2 separate regions of the Homo sapiens genome follow, and region 1 is linked to region 2. A link is a loop called in an ENCODE intact Hi-C map of the cell type or tissue named here. Cell type or tissue: IMR-90. All regions are shown on one strand.

Region 1 (2,500 bases), 270 kb after region 2:
GTGAATTCCGACTGAAGCTCTTACCACATGCATCACATTTGAATGGCTTCTCCCCAGTGTGGAGTCTCTGATGGTCCTGAAGATGAGAGGCCTGACTGAAGGCCCTCCCACACTCCTCACAATTATAAGGTTTCTCTGCCGTGTGGACCTTGCAATGAACATTAAGTGCTGATCTACGACTGAAACCTTTCCCACATTGCTTACATTTGTATGGTTTCTCTATCACGTGGACTTTCTGATGGGTCTGTAGATGAGCGCCCTGACTGAATTCCTTACCACACTCATCACACTTAAGTTTTTCTCCCACATGTACTTTCTGATGAACAGGAAGAACTGGGCTGTAACAGAAGCCTTTTCCACGCTCAACACATGTAAGAGACTTCTCTCCTGATTGTAACTGCTGATGAAGATCAAAGCTGGAGAGATCACTGAAGGGTTTTTTACACTCATTACACTGGTACGATTTCTGTCCTGTGTGAATCATGCTATTGTGATCAAATGTCAAAATCTTCATGTTGTCTTTTTCATAATCATTGGGTCTATAAGATTTTTCACTTTTGTGTACTCTATGACCATCATGATGTGAAATCCAACCGATGGGATCAACACCCTTCTTACATTGACATAATTTATTTTTTATGGAAATTTGCTGATCTCTGTTCAATCTCTGTGACTCAGTCAGGAATGTTTTCCTCCAAGAATCCTGGGTTCTCAAGATAGGAAACTCTGGATTCCCAGTATTATTGGGACCATCTGCTTTATTTACTATATAGTTCTCATCTTCAGAAATTTGAATAGACAGTTCTGTCCCTACCTGGTAAGGGAAATCACCTTGTTTGTGACACTGAGAATTATTGATCATGGAGTCTTGACACCTGGTTAAGTCATTTGCAATTTGTTGCCAGATTTGCCAACAAGAAAGCTCTTCTTCTGATTCTCTGTCTTGAACAGTAATTAACTTACTTTGATTTTTCTCTCCTGTAAGGACAAAGGATTCAGAGAGATAGTGAATTTTTTTGTTCAAAGATTTAAGATTTCACACTGAGGACAGAGTAAAAGACTTTAATGAACCTCGGGATAGTTCTGCTCATCTTTTGTGACACATTTGAAGTTTCTGGTTTACATACTGACAGAAACCAAGAGATGGTCCAAAACCAAGAGATGGTCCACCAAGCTCCCAATTGCTAAGCACTAATGAAACCCATTTAAAAACACAACTACTGACATACTATCTAAATTTTTTATTCCATGTCTTTCCTACCATAATATGGTATCAATAAGGAAAAACATTTTGTAGTGCTCACAGTTTACAACCACAGCCCAGAAGTTACTGCCCGGCAGTCATTCATAGTCACTCAAGGAATGTATGCATATATGAGTCCTTCCAACATTTCTTCATATATAAATGACTTCCAACATTTCTTCTAACTTCAAATCCAAGTTTAAGTTTGAGCCAGGTCATAGAGCAAAAGAGCTTTTACAAGTAAGGTATCTGAAATACAAAAAGAACTAGAAAGTACAGTTTTGCTGCAAAGTTGAAAAGCTGTACCTGAGGTAGGGGTACACCAAGTGAGTTATTGCTGAAGAGAAAAATCAAAGTTGATAATCACTTGGGGTGAAAGGAAAGCATGAAGACCTATGCACTGGATCCTTCTAAGGCTTTTGCACTGAGTCAAAATTGGAAGGCTAGCAAAGAATGCTGTCTCTTTGAAAGCAAGGTATAGAAAGTTTCTGGATGTAGATATGTTTGTCTTTAACAAGAATGTTTTCCAAATTGACAAAGTGGTCTACTAGTCAATTGTGAAATAAATTTAATAGCTTGTGATATTTAGGAAAAAAAAACAGATAAAGTATCATATCAGAATAATCACAAGCAGTAATGGTGTCATTACATAAAAGGCCTTCTAAAGACATACATATAAGCCTACACGATATAAATGTTTGAGAGGCAACAATGTAAGATCCATTTCTTTTTATGAATGTGGACTTTGGAAGAAGCAAATGGGATGCAACTGTGCAAACATTTTGAGGGAAAGGCTAATGCTCATGTCCTGGTTTTTAGTTTTACTTTTTCTTTCCTGATATAATGGATAAGGAAATCGAATTTTATTCCCTTCTATGGGGGAATACCTAAGAAATAGAAATAAAAGTCCTTATTGTAAAATATTCCCTCCCCGAATGAATATGCTCTGCTACAAATGCTCAAAGAAAGTCATAAACAAAGCATGTTATTCAGTTTGGTTACAACTATGACACTATAGGTTCCCCAAGATATGGGTCAACTTGTACAGACAGGCAAACACATGCAAACACACACACACACACACACACACACAAAGAGAAATTAGAATTAGGTTAGGAATTCATTAGAAGACAAAAAATATTTTGCAATATCCCTTATTTATGCTGATTTGTTCACCACCTATTAGTTACCTCCATGGAAGACAGATTTCCATTAACTCATTTATTCAACTAATATTTATAGTGTCTCTGCCATATA
Region 2 (2,500 bases):
GATAATCTGTTTATAAGAGAGAGTTCTAGAACTTCTAGGATGAAATTTTTGAAACACAACAAGGAGGGAGAGATAAGGAAATGAGTTATCACTGTAACTGAAACCTTTCATCATGGCACAGAAAAAGCAATCTCTATCTTCAGAACACACTTGTATCCCAGAAAATATTTCATTATATATATAGTAATGTAGTAAGTGATTAGGATGCCGTTTAAATCAGAAAGGAAAGAATTAATATTTATGTAAATTTTGTTAAGAAAAGTAGACAATCCTTTGGTGAAACAGGAAACTCCATCTTCCTTTCATATCATACACTTAAATGAATCACGCGGTGATTCAAAAGAAAAATGAAAGAGCCTGAAATGAATATAGATATGCACTTATTGGGAATCAGGCTAAGGAATGTCTTTTTGGTCATACTGGAGAAAAAAAAGAAGCCACAAATGAAAAGACTGATATACCTTGTCAGATGAAGTTTTTTGTTTTTTTTTTTTTCTAAACTACTTTATAAATGTTGAAACTGGGGGAGCAATTCATCACTTAGAAGCGATATCATTCATACACAGAGAGTGTATGACAATAAAAGATGACAATGAAATGCAATCGGTAATAAGCATATTTACTCTGTCAAATTGGGAAAATAAGACAGGATATTTAGTCCATCAAATTGGGAAAATATTAAAGAAAGTGATTGTGTGTAGTTTTGATATCATAAAATTAGAAGTGTAAGTTCAATGCAGGACAAAGGGGTAACTTCCCTAAAAACTAAAGAATGCTAGGCAAGTATTGCAAATAATTTGTGTTTTTTTATTATCTCTATGTATCTCTACGTCTTTTGTGACATACAGAACTATCCACGATATATGACCTGTGGCAAGAAATGATTACAAAATATTATGATGCCATTTGGGAAATGGGATTCTTAAGAATTCATATTTACTCACATAAACCAGGGATTAAGTAAGAATTTTTTTTAAACCATTCTTTACATGTAATATGAACTACTTTTGAAATAAATATTTAGTTGGCTTTTACACCAGAAAATCAATAATGCTTTATATCCCTGGTGATGGGATGATGGGCTTGTTTGAGAATATAGTCAGGTTTGCTACAACGCGAATATGTTAGTACTGAGTAAAGACATTCTTTTCAACTCAGAAACACCTTGCATGCCGCCTCCCGCCGCCTCGCAGTGGGCGTGACTCGAGGTGGACGCGCATTTACGACACCATCGCCCCTAGGATCGGACTGCGCTGCGGAGGGTTCTGGGAAAGGTAGTCCCACACCTCGAGTCGACTACTTCCGTTTCCGGTGGGCGCGTCACCTTGATTGCTTCTTAGGCAGTGGTGAGGCGTCTTAGAGACGTGCATCTCCATGCGGTTGTACTGTCAGGCCATGGGAATTAGGATCGGCTCTATAGGACCAGTGTGAAGGGACAACGTGCGGCGGAGGGTCGAAGCCCACGGATTTCCATGAGCTCGGCCTGGTGAGGCAGGGGTGTAAGGAGGCGCACGTATCGAACATTCTGAGCGCCTGTGCGGGGTGGGCCCGGGTCGGCAGCCCTCGCAGTCCAGGCTTGGAAAAGCAGTTTGAGGCCAGCTCTGGCTTTGAGATGAGATCTGCAGTGCGGGAGACTCCACTGTGTCAGTTGCGGATCGATGACATGAATTTTCTCAGGGTAGCCGCCCACCCACTTGTGGAGTAATTTCAGAGTTTTCTGCGAAGTCATTTCTGTAAACAGGAAGTTGATTCCCTGTGTTCTAATTTTATCCTTTGAAATGTATTAAGCGCTGTGCAAGTCCTAGGAGTTGGTTTGCTGTATCGTTGCTGGCTCTGCTTTTTGTAGCCGCCTAAGCACACACAGGCAGAATTTCACTTGTAAGTGTCCCACAGCATGTGACAGTCAGCTCTGGATTAAAATCTTGAGATTTTGTCTTGATTCTCCTTGTCTCCTGAAAGGGGCAGTGAAAGTAGGCTTGTAGACGGTTTCTTTGGGCATCAGGAATGGCGTGTCCCTTGTACTCTGAGTCCTGTAGGAAGAGAGGTTCTTTTCCTCGGCTCCTGAAGCAAGTAGCGAGGGTAGATTACAGGAAGGGGTAGATTACATCCAGCTGGCACTGAGAGATTTCCCCCTGTGGCGTGGTGGGAATTGGGATTAAATCATGTTATCCTGCTGTTCATTTTTCTTTCACAGGCTTCCTTCTTGGAATTGTTCGTTTCTCGGAGATAATTGTATAAAAGAAGGAGAAATAACCCCACATCTCTTGACACTAGAGCTCCAGGTGAGTGAACTTTGGTTCTCTTTTGTGGCAATGCCAGGTCTCTTGGTGACCTCATTCTTCATCCCATTGATATCACAAATGTTCATTCAGACCCCTTAGCCACACCTGCCTTCCCCTAGAAATGGGGGAGGTTTGAGGAATTTCCCAGTGTCTTTATTTAGTGTATTCTCTTCTTGGCTCCTAGTAGTGTGTCACTGGGTCAGTAAAGGCTTACACTG

The links. Peaks named below come from ENCODE experiments on the same cell type or tissue, not always from the same donor. Only the 100,000 strongest peaks of a DNase experiment are listed, where the experiment ranks them.
Region 1: a loop joins it to region 2, with 2.3 times the contacts of the local background. A loop is called at or near these places in 2 of 110 quality-filtered maps.

The regions. Positions count from the first base shown.
Region 1 is chr19:44,173,976-44,176,475 of GRCh38, reverse strand. It overlaps ZNF226 (zinc finger protein 226), which reads right to left. Exons shown (of 6, transcript NM_001032373.2): 6 at 1-978. Among named protein-coding and RNA genes, the nearest start is that of ZNF226, 10 kb to the right of the region's middle. In IMR-90, no CTCF peak of the experiment used is centred here; no DNase peak of the experiment used is centred here.
Region 2 is chr19:44,447,295-44,449,794 of GRCh38, reverse strand. ZNF229 (zinc finger protein 229) reads left to right here and starts at 1,323. Exons shown (of 6, transcript NM_014518.4): 1 at 1,323-1,486; 2 at 2,195-2,282. In IMR-90, no CTCF peak of the experiment used is centred here; a DNase peak (open chromatin) is centred at 1,294; H3K4me3 peaks cover 1,181 bases; H3K27ac peaks cover 706 bases.